Linked DNA regions of Homo sapiens: region 1 is linked to region 2. A link is a loop called in an ENCODE intact Hi-C map of the cell type or tissue named here. Cell type or tissue: heart left ventricle. All regions are shown on one strand.

Evidence for each region. Hi-C counts contacts between places; a loop is a spot of excess contacts. Peaks named below come from ENCODE experiments on the same cell type or tissue, not always from the same donor. Only the 100,000 strongest peaks of a DNase experiment are listed, where the experiment ranks them.
Region 1: it touches region 2 in a loop (4-fold over the local background); 3 of 110 quality-filtered maps call a loop at or near these places.

The regions. Positions count from the first base shown.
Region 1 is chr7:80,056,996-80,064,995 of GRCh38, forward strand. No RefSeq gene overlaps it. Among named protein-coding and RNA genes, the nearest start is that of GNAI1, 74 kb to the right of the region's middle. In heart left ventricle, a CTCF peak has its summit at 3,427 (motif pointing right); no DNase peak of the experiment used is centred here.
Region 2 is chr7:80,695,197-80,703,196 of GRCh38, forward strand. No RefSeq gene overlaps it. Among named protein-coding and RNA genes, the nearest start is that of CD36, 61 kb to the left of the region's middle. In heart left ventricle, a CTCF peak has its summit at 4,018 (motif pointing right); no DNase peak of the experiment used is centred here.

The sequences.
Region 1 (8,000 bases), 640 kb before region 2:
TATGTATACAAAAGAATTGAATCAGGATCTTGAAGTGATTATCTGCACTTCTATTTTCATTGCAACATTATTCACAATCGCTAAAGCATGGAAGCAACCCAAGTAACTGTTCATTGACAGATGAATAGACTTTAAAAATTTACACACACACACACACACACACACACTGGTATACTATTCAAGCTTTAAAAAAAAGGATATACTGGGCCGGGCGCGGTGGCGCATGCCTGTAATCCAAGCACTTTGGGAGGTCGAGGCGGGCGGATCACTAGGTCAGGAGATCGAGACCATCCTGGCTAAAACGGTGAAACCCCGTCTCTACTATAAACAGAAATATTAGCCGGGTGTGGTGGCAGGCGCCTGTAGTCCCAGCTACTCGGGAGGCTGAGGCAGGAGAATGGCGTGAACCCGGGAGGCGGAGCTTGCAGTGAGCGGAGATCATGCCACTGCACTCCAACCTGGGCAACAGAGCGAAACTCCATCACAAAAAAAAAAAAAAAAAAAAAAAATATTCTGCCGTATATGACAATGATGCAAACATACATGAACAGGTTGACATTATGCTAAGTTAAATAACCCAGTCACAAGAGGACAAATACTGTGTGCTTCTAAAATAGACTCATAGAATAGAGAGCCGAATGGTGGTTGCCAGGGGCTTGGGGCTGGGTAAATAGAGAGTTGTTCAATAGTTACAAAGTTTCAGTTATGCAAGATGAGTAAGTTCTAGAGATCTGCTATACAATACTGTACCTATAGTTAACACTGTATTATGCACTTAGAAAAATGTAAGAGGGTAGATCTCATGTTGAGTATTCGTAACCACCAAAAGGGGGTGGGGGAGACAAGACATGTTTATTGCCCTGACTGTTTTTGTGATGCTGGTTTCACAGGTGCATGCATATGTCCAAACTTATCAAATTGTATACAGTAAATATGTGCAGTTTTTTGTACTTCAATTATACGTCAATTAAATAAAACAGCTCCCCAGGTGATTTTAACATGCAGCTTGAGTTGAGAAACATTGCTCTGATGGCCATAAGATGGTTTAGTTAAGGTCCTTAAAAACTCTTTAAGGCATCTGGGCATGCCTTAGATGTGTAGAGTGATGCAGTGTAAGCGAGTGATATGTATAGTTTAACTCCATCACCAAAATTACCGTTACTAGGAGATGTGGCTGGATGTTCTCTTGTTTTGTTTTTGTTTTTGTTTTTTTGAGACGGAGTTTCACATTTGTTGCCCAGGCTGGAGTGCAATGCGCGATATCGGCTCATCACAAACTCCGCCTCCCGGGTTCAAGCGATTCTGCTGCCTCAGCCTCCCGAGTAGCTGGGATTACAGGCATGCGCCTCCACGCCCGGCTAATTTTGTATTTTTAGTAGAGATGGGGTTTCTCCATGTTGGTCAGGCTGGTCTCCAACTCCCAACCTCAGGTGATCTGCCCGCCTCGGCCTCCCAAAGTGCTGGAATTACAGGCGTGAGCCACCGCTCCTGTCCGGCTGGATGTTTTAAATGTTAAATTAATCAGAGTCCATATTCCTTAAGGAAACTACTGATTATCATTTGATTTTTTCATGTACCATGTCTAGAGTTTAGAAAACACTTTGATCATGTTACATGGAAGCAAATCTGGTCCTTTTCAAAAAAAAATTCACTTCAGATTAATAAATTGGCTTTTGAATTTTTTTTTATCAATCACATTAACTTAATTAATATAAATGTGGCCAGAGATGGGGCCTAAAAGGCCTTGATTCTCTAGTGATAGCATTCCTATATGATCCTATATGTTTAATATTTTGTTCTCTACACCTACCACGTTGTGTTTCATGGTTATCAAGAAACAAAATGGTTTCAAATCACACAGACAATTCTTTTAATTTGTGCTTCATAAATGGTGATTGTTACTATTTTCATCATTTCCTTTCAGCAAAAAGTAACTTTCATGGTAGATCTTCTCCCCAGTTCAAGTGCTTTTAATTCAGTATTATAAATCTCCAGGACTCACCCTGTAGCACTATGCCCAGACTTGGATTTCACAGGCAATGCCCCTCACTCTAAGCCTTTCCATCTGCTTTTCTCCCGCTCACTTGGCTTCCAACATTCTTATTTTATTTCCCACCTTTCACCTATGAGAGCAGTGAACTGATTATGAATACCTACATCTATTGATTAATCAAAAGACAGATGAGGTTGTTATATAGCTTTCCTCATTTTAAATACAGTATGCATTTTAAATATATTAAGTACATTTTAAAAGTTTCCTTTTAAACTCAATTATCTTTCCTTTTCAGTTTAATTTTAAAAAGTAAAAACCCATAGGAAACTTTTGACAAGAAACACTTCCAAGGCAGGTTGATGTCAGCATCATCTCCAGATGATTCTAATGTGTCACTAGGGTGGCAAACTCCTATTCTAGAGTCCATAGTTCATTACCCTGGCTATACATTAGAATTACCTTGGATACCTTTAACTATACTTCTTGAATCCCACTCTTAAAGATCCTGATTTAAGCTCTGGAGGTGATTTGAATGTGCAGCTAGGATTGACACTTGCTGCTCCAAACCAATGATTCTCATAGTCTCCATCAGAAACACAAGGTGAGCTCATTAAAACCGAAGGCACTGCGGGAAAAGACAGCGGGTTGTAGACTTCATGTCTACCAATCAACAGAAATAGAAACTGGATGTTACTTGTTTTATGCCCTATAGTTTCTGATTCTAGTCCCTGATATGTAATAAAACAATACAGTATGCAGTAGTCCCATATATTGGGACATCTGCAAAATGGAGACAGAACTTGTAAAATATGTCAAAAAAATTTTTGGTTTTCAGCAAAACACCATACAAGTCTGTAAACTTGCTGAGTATTATCTGATCTGATTCTATGGAAGGTATTTTGCAATTGTAAATTGTAGACAGCTGATAGCAATGCAAAATGATTGTCTGTAGACATGCAAATTCTGTCTGTCTGGGACAAGTTCTATTGACTTTCCTTCTCCACTACAAAAGAGGCTAGCTTTGCCTCCATTTGCACATTCAGAGCTGTTTTACACCTTTTCTAAAATTATTTTTAACGAATTTAGATTTTTTTAATAGTGCAAATAATAATGGACTGGCAATAGACATTTTTTCAAAGGATCTTTTGAGCTCAAAGGAACAAAAATTTCAAAGGAATTTTTAATTGTACCAGTTTGATAGTGTTTAATAAAAAATAATATTTAATATATTATGTGCCTATCCAGGGACAATGCAAAAATTATAAAGTAAATTTTCCCAGAATAATTTCATCCTAAATATAAATGTAGCAAAGATCTCCTGGTATAGTGTATTATTACTTACAAGGACTCAAATTACATATTACATATTACTTACAAGGACTCAAAAAAAATTTTGAGACTAAATATCAGGATGAACCACTAGGTGGCAAAGTAACATTTGTTTTGTCACATTTTTAAACAGACTTGAAACCTTCCTTCAATGTTATTTGTAATTGAAATATGATGTTCATGGGATTCTGATTCAGTAAGATTTTCTAAATATTCTCTTATTCAAATGAAACTTAGTAGTTTTCTCAGGGAAAAGCAATGTTCATAATACATTCTTTAAAGGAACAAAGAACAAAAAGTTGTGTTGGATTGAAACATCTATTCTGAAATCAAAGCTAAACTTGAATTTAACAGTTTTATATCTGATGTAACAAAATCCTCAAGTATGAATGGACCTTACATATCACCTGTACTAAAAGTTCACCTTTACGCTGAAATGAACTTTAAGATTGTCCTGATCATTAATTCTTTGTGCTCCTATTAAACATTTTCATTTAGAGAAAATATGCTCTCTCACAAGACATATGTATTGTTCTTTCTTTAATTAACATTATACCTTGGGGTCTTCCTTTTTAAAAAAAATTATTTATTTTATTTCAGTTCTGGAAAATGCTTTGTTTTCTATGGCACACATCCTATTTAACACAATGTCAGTCCAAATTTACCCTTTTTTTTTTTTTTTTTTTGAGATGGAGTCTCACTCTGTCACCCAGGCTAGAGTGCACTGGTGCAACCTCGGCTCATTTTAACCTCCACTTCCCGGGTTCAAATGATTCTCCTGCCTCAGCCTCCCAAGTAAACTAAAGGCATGTGCTACCACATTCAGCTAATTTTTGTATTTATAGCAGAGACGGGGTTTCACCATGTTGGCCAGGCTGGTCTCGAACTCCTGACCTCAAGTGATCTGCCCGTCTTGGCCTCCCAAAGTGCTGGGATTAGAGGCACGAGCCACCACTCCTGGCCCAAATTTATCATTCTTAATGGCGGAGCTCTAGCAGTATTTCTATTAAACACAGAAACAAAAATAGGATGTCCCCTACGTTCACTATCTATGTCTTAGTAGTTAGTAACCATAAACTTCAAAGCTTAAAACAACACATATTTATTATTGTAGTTTCTTTAGGTTAGAAGTCCAGTGTGGCTATACTGGGTCCTCTGCTTAGGGTCTCACAAGTTTGCAATCAAAGTGTTAGCCAGGGCTTCAGTCTCATCAGAGGCTGGACTGGGGAAGGATTTGTTTTTGTTGGCAGAATTCCATTTCTTGCAGCCATATAGGACTGAAGGCTTCACCTCTGCTCCTAGAGGCCAAATTCAGTTTCTTTCATGTGAGTCTACCAACATAGGCAGCTTAGTTTTTCAAAGCCAGTAAGGAAAGAGAGAAGCAGGCAAAAAATTCTAGTAAGCCAAGGCATTGCAATCTCACATACTTAATCATATACATCTCATCACCTTTGCTGTATTCTATTGATTATAAACAAGTTATAGGTCAGACCCACACTCAAGGGAATGGGACTACACAAAGACAGAAAGTTCAGAAAATGGGTATCATGAGGAAGCATTCTAGGGTGTGTCTACCACACCACTATCACCCTTTTTGTCTAATATTATACTTAAGGTACTAATGGTATTAGTCCTTTTTCATGATGTTGATAAAAACATACCCAAGACTGGACAATTTACAAAAGAAAGAGGTTTAATGGACTTTCAGTTCCACATGGCTGGGGAGGCCTCACAATCATGGCAGAAGGCAAGGAGGAGCAAGTCACATCTTATGCGGATGGCAGGAGGCAAAGACAGAGAACTTGTGCAGGAAAACTCCCATTTTTTAAATAACCAGATCTTGTGAGACTTATTCACTATCATGAGACCAGCACTGTGAAGACCCATCCCCATGTTTCATGTGGGAATTATGAGAGCTACGAGATGAGATTTGGGTGGGGACACAGACCCAAACCACATCACTAACTTACAAGAAAGCAAAGAATAAGGCAATATAAATAAAACAAAATATAAGAACAATAACACTAAGTGTAAATGAATTTAACTCCCTAAAGACCAAATTCATGGGTTGGATGATTTTTCTAATCCAACTACATGGCTTTCTATTTTATTTTATCTTTAATAAAGTGACACAGGAAAGTTTCAATGTAGATGAATAGGAAAATTATTTCAGAAAAAGATGGAACAAAAAGACAATATAAAAATAAAAATACGGGCCAGGCATGGTGGCTCACGCTTGTAATCCCAGCACTTTGGGAGGCTGTGGCAGGCAGATCACCTGAGGTCAAGAGTTTGAGACCAGCCTAGTCAACATGGTGAAACTCCATCTCTACTAAAAATACAAAAAATTAACCGGGCATGGTGGCAATCGCCTGTAATCCCAGCTACTCAGGAGACTGAGTCAGGACAATCACTTGAACCTAGGAGGCGGAGGTTGCAGTGAGCTGAGCTCGCACCATTGCACTCCAGCCTAGGCAACAGAGTAAGACTCTGTCTCAAAAAAAAATACATAAAAATAAAAATACAATTCTTAATATACATATCAACATGCTAAAGGACAAAGTAGGCTACATTGTATTTATAAATAAATAGCATAATATTCTTTTTCTTTCTTTTTTTTTTTTTTTTTGAGATGGGGTCTGTCTCTGTCCCCCAGGTTGGAGTGCAGTGGCGCTACCTCGGCTCACTGCAGGCTCTGCCCCGGGTTCACGCCATTCTCCTGCCTCAGCCTCCTGAGTATCTGGGATTACAGGCGCCCGCCACTGCGGGGTTTCACTGTGTTAGCCAGGATGGTCTCGATCTCCTGACCTCGTGATCCACCCGCCTCGGCATCCCAAAGTGCTGGGATTACAGGTATGAGCTATCGCGCCTGGCCGATAGTATAATTTTCAAAAAAGAAATCACACTCATAAACCTTTCCATTGTTAAAATTTTAGATCAAAATATTTCTAACAAGGAAAGGCAGGACTTCTGGTAATGACAGCATGAAGAGGTCAGGTGATCTCTTCCACAGAGAATAATTACAAGCACCAGACAAAACTATTAAAAGCAACTCTTTGGAGGCACTGAAAATGACCAGAGATAGGCAAACTCTTGAAAAGAATGTACTCATGGAAGGATACTATTTCCTTGGATAAGAACTCTGAGTTTGTAATTTTCTTTCTAGAACATTCCTCAAACCCACCCTTTCCTTCAAGTCAGGAAGTAGAAATCAGCAGCCTGAACAGCTCAAGATGGCAGGTGATGGAATTCAGAGAAACAGAGCAACTAGAAATTTAACAGAGAAATTTTGAAAGTGAGATTGCCACAAAATCTGTCTATAAACTCTATCCAAGTCTCTGGCTGACCACTAAACTACGTGTGCAGAGGGAATATCCCATAAGCCTGATGAAAATGTAGGCAGAAACTAGAGAAACATAATTGCTCCTGGTGGGATTTGAGGGCTTGCTGCACCTCTGACCCACTGCCTTCCCCAACCCGTACACAGCTTAGAAAGCAGAAAGCAGAAACCTTTCGTTTGAGGTGTGAAAGAGCAGAAATTGGAACGGTAGAGCAACTAGTCATTAAAGGGGGAGGGAGATAGATTTTACTGTTCACAACAAAAAAGCGAAAGTTCTCACAATAACAAGAGATTCCAGAATCACTGCAAAGTCTTATCTTAAAGGTCAATTTATTAAGGCAAAAATGATTAGACGTGCAAACACACAGGAAAAAGATAACCCATTCTTAGGAAAAAAAATAGCAGTTTCTGAAAGGTTCCAGATGTCGGATTTGGCAAAGACTTCAAAGAAGCTATTATAAATATATTCAAATAATTAAATGAAAATGTCATTTAATTTACTGAATAAACTAATAAGGAATTTTAACAGAGAAATAGAAGATATATGTAAGAAAAAATACAATAACTGAAATGAGAAATTAGATGTGAACAACAACAGATCTGATAACAGCAGAAGAAAGAATCTGTAAATTTGAAGATAACTCATTGAAATATCCATTTTGAAGAACTAAGAGAAAAAAGACTGAATCAAAGTAAACAAAGTATCAAAGATCTGTGGGGTGATATCAAACAGTCCAACATTTATGGAATTTGAATCCTAGAAACAGAGGAGAAAGAGTAAAATATAAAAAACTTTTTGAATACAAAATAACTGTAAACACCTTAAATTCTGTGGAAAGCTTGTATTTCCAAAAACCTCAACAAACCAAAATTAGGATAGATGCAAAGAAATCCACACCTAAACACATAGGTGAAAGCCAAAGCTAAAGAAAACTTCTGAAAATAACAAGTGCTTTTAACAACATTATTTATCATAGTGAAAAACTAGAAGCAATCTACATGCTCATCATCGGTGACTGGATAAATAAATTATGACATATTTATATAGTAGAACATGATTCAAAAACCAAAAAGGAATAAATTGCTGGGAGCAGTGACTCAGGCCTGTAATCCCAGCACTTTGGGAGGCCGAGGCAGGCAGATCACCTGAGGTCAGGAGTTCGAGACCAGCCTGACCAACATGGTGAAACCACGTCTGTACTAAAAATACAAAATTAGCTGGGCATGGTGGTGCATGCCTGTAATCCCAGCTACTAGGGAGGCTGAGGCAGAGAATCGCTTGAACCTGGGAGGAGGAGGTCTTGGTAAGCCAAGATCGTGACACCGCACTCCAGCCTG
Region 2 (8,000 bases):
AGGAGAAAGTTGGATGACATATTCAAAGTTATAAAAGAAAAAAAAAAACCTTTCAGCTAAGAATACTATACTCAACACAACTGTCAATACCGATGAGAGCAAACTGAAGGATTCATTACCAGTAGAACTACTTTACAAGAAATGCTTAAGGGAGTTCTTATAGTGAAAACAAAAGGACAATAATTACTGTAATGAATACATATGAAAGTATAAAGCTCACTGGTAGAGGTAAATACATAATCAAATCAAGAATATTTCAATACTGGAATGGTGTATAAATTATACATTTCTGTAATATAAAGATGAAAAGTCAAAGTGGTCAAAAATAGCTAAGACTATCATAAGTTGTCATTAAATACACAATATAAAAAGATGTAAATTTTGACATTAAAAACAAATTGTGATGGGACGGAAAAAAGTCTAGAGCTTTTATGTTCAACAGAAATTAAGATGTTATCTGCTTTAAAAAGTAGATTATAAGGACGGGTGTGGTGGCTCACACCTGTAATCTGAGCACTTTGGGAGGCTGATGCAGGCAGACCACCTGAGGTCACAAGTTCAAGACCAGCCTGCCCAACATGGTGAAACCCCACCTCTACTAAAAATAAAGTTAGCTGGGTGTCGTGGCATGCACCTGTAATCCCAGCTACTTGGGAGGCTGAGGCACAAGAATCACTTGAGCCCTGAAGGCGCAGGTTGCAGTAAGCTGAGATCATGCCATTGCACTCCAGCCTGGGTAACAAGAGCAAGACTCAGTCTCAAAAAAAAAAAAAAAGTAGATTATAACTACAAGATTTTATACATAAGCCTACTGGTATCCACAAAAAAAATAAAAGATAGCAGATATACAAATGATAACTAGAAAAATCATAGCTTAACACTTCAGAAAATTATCAAATCACAAATCACAAGAAAGGAACAAAAAATCTGTAAAACAAAATCAAATTTTAAAATGTCAGTAAGCCTTTACCTATTAATAATAACATTGACTGTAAATGGATTAAAATCTCTAATCAATAGAGTAGATAAATAAATTTTAAAAAGATCCAGTTATATGTTGTCTACAAGATATCCACTTAAGATTTAAGAACTCACATAGCCTGAAAGTAAAAGGATGGAAGAAAATATTTCATGAACATGATAATCAAAAGAAAGCAAGAGCGGCTATATTTACATCTGAAAAAAAAAATTCAAGTAAAAAACTTTTGCAAGAGACAAAGATGGTTATGATTTAATGATAAAGGGTCAATTCATCTAGAAGACACTCTCAGTGTATGTACATGCCACAATTAAGCACCTACAGACATAAAGCCAATATTAATGGACATGAAGGTAGAAACAGATACAATACCATAATAGTAGGGGAATTTATTATCTCACGTTCATCAATGGATATATAAACAAGACAGAAACTTAAGGAAATACTGGACTTAAATTGTACTTTTGATTAAATAGACCTCACAGGCATACAGAGCTTTCCATCCAACAGCTGCAGAATATCCACTTTTCTCCAGTGCACATGGATCATCCTCCAGACCAGATCACACAGTCCACAAGACAAGTCTTAACAAATTTAAGAAGATTTAAATTATATCTAGCATCATCTCAGACCACAATGGTAAGGAACTAAAAATCAGTAACATGAGGAATCTTGGAAAAGTCAAAAAATATGTAGAAATTAAAGAACATGCTCCTGAACAACCAATGGATCAAAGAAGAAATCAAAAAGGAAATTTATAAATATCTTGAGACAAACAATAGAAATATAACATATAAAAACCTATGGGATACCAGCGAAAGTAGTTTTAAAAGGGAAGTTTATAGTAATATATGCTTACATTAAAAAAAGATTCCAAATAAATAGCCTAGCCTTACACTTCAAGGAACTAGAAAAAGAACTAAACACCAAATTTGCAGAATAAAGAAAATTTTAAAAATCAGAATAAAAATAAATAGGAATGGAAAAGCCATAGAAAGAATTGATAAAACTAGGAGTTTGTTTTTCGAAAACAAATTGACAACCATTAGCTAGTCTAGAAAAAAATAGAGAGAGAGACAGAAAACAAAACAGTGGTTACTTCCACTGTAGGGTGTGAATAGAAAGAAGGAAATACAGAGATGTAGGTCAGAGGATACAAAGTAGCAGATACTTAGGATGAACAAATCTAGAGAACTAATGCACAACATGAAGACAATGGGAAATAAAGTTGTACTGTGTTTAAGGGATTCATGCTATGAGATTTTTATCATTCTTGCCACAAAACAAAAATGGGTAACTCTGAAATGAAGAATGTTAATTTACTTTACTGTAATAACACTTTTACTATGTATATGTATCCCATAAGATCATGCTATATAACTTAAATATATAAAATAAACTTTTAAAAATAGCAGAAGGGGACATCAGAGAGGAAGTGAGAGCATTTTATGCTTGGTTAACTAAGGTAAAGAGTTAAAAATAATTCCTTTATGACAGCACCTCTCATTCGTTATGAGAATGTGCTGAGAATCTCCATGAAGAAGCTATGTTATGCAATATTTTTCAAACATATTTTTGCAGAGCAACTTGCAGGACTGGTGTTCTGCAGGGCAGACTTTGGGAAATGGTCCTCCAGACAAATTATAGTCCATACGCCATATGTAAGGGGGGAAGTGCTATTAAAGAGCAGAAGACCAACAGACAGGAGCTTCAAATTTAGTCCTGTCGATAATTTTCTTATTGGACTTTATTGCTTCATCTATAAATTGAAGGAACTGAGCTAAACAAAGTGTTTTGATCTTGAAAATTCTAAATATTTTAAAAAGCTTGAGCTAGTTATAATACACTGTCATAGAAAGTTTTCCCTAAACAAATAAAATTGTATTGTTGCTCTGGAAAGGCACTGATTATATTTTCAAGTCTGAAATTATTCAAGACATTTTAATATTTTGCATATAAGATTTATTTTGAAATTTGTCCTCTCACTTGAGACGTTTTGCCCTATTTAAGCTTCTGTTCAGATTAAAATTGAAACTCTCCTCCAATATTACACGACTGGCTTTTGATATCCTGGGCTCAACTGATGCTTCTCAAACTTTAATGGACATCCTATCACCTGCGTATGTGGTCAGAATGCAGATTCTGATTCCATAGGTCTAGAATACTGTCAGATTCTGCACTGGCCACAAACTCCCAGGTGATCATGCTGCTGTGGGTCTGCACCATAACACCAACCTGAGTTTTAATTCATTTTCTACAACTGCTCATCACTATGAGATTGATCAAGTCAATAAATATTTCTGTGCCTCTGTTTACTCATTGTCAAATAGTGATAGCACACTTGCTTTAATGGCCTCACAAAGCTATTGTGAAGAGGAATTAGATTTTATGTGATGATCTACTAAAATTTATAAACATATCCACGTTGTTCTTTTTTCTTTTTTTTTAAACACAAATTCAATGGTTCACTCAATGGGCATTTTCAAATCTTTTTTCGCATGACATATGTGATATATGTCATTATTTTCTGATTTTTTAACATAATTATGTCACCCTAGTAACTCACTGATCCATAGGAATGCTCTGATTAGGGGTTTGGAATAGTTAGATGTGGGGGAATAAAGGGAAAATATAGATGTTTAAAAATCATAGTGATTTTTACTGTATTAAATAAATACTGTATTTTACTATACTATAAATACTTTACTATAATAAAGGTAGAGTCAAAAATTTCATTGCTGAAAGTGACTTCACTTGTGCTATCCCATATGTAAATGACTTCAGTGTGTGATAGAGAAAACAAAGTTTTTAAAAGATAATTTTCCTAGGAAAAGATAATTGTCCTAGGTCACACAGCATGTTAGTCAAGAACAAGCTTGTACCAAATTCAGGATGACAGAAAACTTACTAATTTTTGAGAAAAGAAAACATCTGCCACATAAACGTGCTTAAATAAGGTGAAGATGAAGACTTTGATTATATTTCAGAAACAGTTTGGACAACCTGATGCAGGGAATACGATTTTAACATGTAATTTGTGAAAATTCCACTAGATGGCAGATGAAATCCAATGTTAGATACAGGAGCGTGACAAGGAGGAAAAATGGAAACGCTATTTCTTTATTGAAAGACTGGGCCTCTGACTTTGGCACATTTATTCAGTGTATTAATATAGTGCCTATCACTGATTTAACATATAGAGATATGCTTCATATAAAATATTTCCTACACATTTTTTAAATTGAACTAATGGCATGGCTACATACGCATGTTACTAAATGGGAAATTGTTCAATATAGTGAGAAAGCATGAAAAAAGACTTGAGTCCTGGTCATAGTTTTGACACTAAATAAAGAAGTGACCTTGAGTAAGTTATCTCACTTGTCTGAATCTCATCTTCTCACCCATAAAATGTAGACAATAAATAATAATGCACTACTAATTTGTAGGGCAGTTGAGGTTGTATGGAAATTGGCTTTATAAACTACAAAGCACAACACAAGTGTTGGTTACTGTTATTTCAAAGCCCCTTTTCCCTTTCTTGACTGAGGCGGTGGGACTGTGAGCCTCAAATCAGGTAAGCCCTCCTTCACCAACCTTCCACTCTGCTAAGCCCTCTCAGTGCCCTCAAGCTCCGGGAATCAAAATCTTTCACTCATTCTGGCTAGTGTTTATTTTGGCTCCTATATGCCTTTGGACTTCTGCAAGTTTCTCTGCTCTGGTTAAAACAGTCTGCTGTTCTATTACTGTGTGTCACAAGGACTTTCATTCCCTCTGTGGGTTAAAGTGTCACTTGGTGCTCATGGGAGAAAGATGGGGAAACTTCTTCATTTTGCTGGAGTCACTTAATTTTCAAATCTATGTGACAGAAGCCGCATAGTGTCCTACTTGTTCCTTCATACTTCCTCTGCCCTTCTAGGATTTTTAACAGCAAGTTTATGCCTCTCTGCTGGTACAGTCTAAATTCCAGTAATTCAAAGATTCATCAACAGTCCAAACTCTGTTTATATCTCCATGAATACTATTGCAAACCACATCCCAGCAATAACGTTTAGTTTAAGATTCAAATTAATGACTACAGTCTGAGACTACATAGAATATCTATTGCAGGCAACACTTGAAGAAAATTTGTGCTATCCCATATTTAAGAGGGGATAGCATGTGACTTGTCAGATCTGTAGCTGCTTAACAGAATCGCTGTAGAATATTTCCCAACGAAGGGTGTATCCAAGGCTTATTATTGGGGGATAATTCGTCACATCCATTAATCAGAGGTTGATCTAGAGACTGCATGCAGAAATAGTGAGAGTCTTGGATGATCTATGTAAAAACATATCTGCCACTTACAGGCTGTTAGAAAGGTGTGTTCTATTGTGGAAACTTTCCCCCTTCCTTTTGCTAAGAATTGTTCACAATGCAACTTAAGATCCTCAACTGTGAACATTATTATAAACACATACTTGCCCTCATTTTTGAGGGGGTGAAGTTGATCCACTGTGATTTCTCTCTGGTAGCATGCCATTCCCAGTTTTCCAGGAGTGACCCTGTATTCAAGCTTTCCACTTTTTCCTACCCATCAAATTCTACCTCCTGAACTTGAATTTACACTGAAGCATAAATACCTGATAATTTCAGAGTAAATTAATTACTTCTACCAAAGCTTTTCACATTTCAAAGCAATCAGAACCGGAAAAGGCAGGAAGAAAGGTAGAGGTTTTAACTGGCCTATAAGGCCCCTAAAATTCCTGCTGCCCTCCCTCCCACCTCCCCCAGTCCTACCCCACCATACACAGAAGACTGAGGTTTCCTAGCATCTTCTATTCATCTATATATAAACACATTAAATTTATTTTTGTTACTAAATGGTGACAAATAATTAGACAGAGTTGCAAGAAACCGAACGATTATGTTTGGAATGATTCAGTCTGAAACATAGGCCATGCTTGTACACTTAACTTTAATGGCTTCAGGAACACATCAAGGATATAAGTAGCCAGCCTTCAGAGCAGAGGCAAATGGGCTACAAATAAAGGCCCATATGATTTTCAACTGCACACAGTGCCCCATAAAATTTAGGACACTACAGCCGGGCGCAGTGGCTCAACCTGCAATCCCAGCACTTTGGGTGGCCGAGGTGGGCGGATCACGAGGTCAGGAGATCGAGGCCATCCTGGCTAACAAGGTGAAACCCTGTCTCTACTAAAAATACAAAAAATTAGCCGGTGTGGTGGCGGGCGCCTGTAGTCCCAGCTACTCGGGTGGCTGAGGCAGGAGAATTGTTTGAACCCGGAAGGTGGAGGTTGCAGTGAGCAGAGATCGTGCCGCTGCACTCCAGCCTGGGCGACAGTACAAGACTCCATTTCAAAAAAAAAGTTAGGGCACTCCATATAACAAACTGTGCTTTTAATTGAAAACTCTGAAGTTGAAAATGGTAAGAACAGATCATCTAAAATGCAAGGGCTAATATGTTATTAAACAGCTTTTCCCTTGAGCAACCCTAGAATGAATGGCAGCAGAATCATTTACATAGAGTGAGCAATAGAGAAGAGGCTAGGTCTTGAATATAGGTGGTTATATATTAATAACCTTGTCTATTACAATACTACTTTCAAGCTCAAGTTAGAGAAATGCTTTGGGAATACTCTTAAGTTTAGCAGGGTCTAAAGCAACATAGAATGGGGCTTCTAATAAGTTGAGAGAGAACCTTGGCATATTCTGCTCACCCCTCTTAACATCATTGTTTGGAGACTGAAGGACAGCTGTCATCCTGTCAGGACCATGCCCAAAGAGCCCACAAGTTTCACCCTGTAACTCACAGAGCAAACAGGCTACCCTGTCAGCAATTTCTCAGATTGCTTTTCATCCACCAGCAGGCTTATTTTCATGTATTGCCATCTAAATCTCTCCAATTTTGTGTCAGTGCAGAAAGTATTATCCTTTTTATCTAAGGTTAATTCTTCCACCTAAGCAAATGAGTGTGCTAAAATATTTTCTATCCTTAAACTAAAACAAAAATCCCTCTGCTATTGGAATTCTAGGCAAGTGGTCATAACCACCACTATCATTCTTATGTGGAAAGGATGTTTCTATCTTGCCACCCTCCTCACCCCCTACACCACAGTCTATTCTCAACCCAGCAGTGAGTGTCCCTGTTAAAATATTGTTCCATGTCACTCCTCTGCCTAAAACCCTAACTCAGGGTATAAGCCAAAGTTCACAAAATGTCCTTCAAGATCACAGGTAATTGGTCCACCTTCCACCTTTAACTCTGATCTTACTTTCTATTCCTTTCCCTGTCCATCACTCAGTTCCAGATTCCCTGATAAATTTGTCCAGTCTTGCATATGCCAGGCACACTCCCACTGCGTGGTCTTTGTGTTAGCTTTGCCCCCTGCCCAAAGGGAAGATCTACATTACTATATATACTCATGGCTTTCTTCTTCATCCCATTCAACTTTTTTGCTTAAAACTAACCTTCCCAGGCTGGACGCAGTGGCTCATGCCTGTAATCCCAAAACTTTGGGAGGCTGAGGCGAGGGGATCAACTGAGGTTGGGAGTTTGAGACGAGCCTGACCAACATGGAGAAACCCTGTCTGTTAAAAATACAAAATTAGCCAGGCATGGTGGTACATGCCTGTAATCCCAGCTACTCGGGAGGCTGAGGTAGGAGAATCACTTGAACCTGGGAGGCGAGGTTGCAGTGAGCTGAGATCTCACCATTTCACTCCAGCCTGGGCAACAAGAGCAAAACTCTGTCTCAAAAATAAATAAATAAATAAATAAATAAATAAATAAATAAATAAATAACCTTCCCATGAGGTCATCCCTAATCACTATTAAATTTGCATTCTACCTCAAGTCCACCCTTTCCTCTTTTTTCTGCTTGTGCTTATCTCCCAACAAGGTGTGCGCTCACGCTCTCTCTCTCCCTCTCTCTCTCAATAGATAGATAGATAGATAGATAGATAGATAGATAGATAGATACAAGTTTGCATGCAATTAAGAATTGTGTTTATGTGC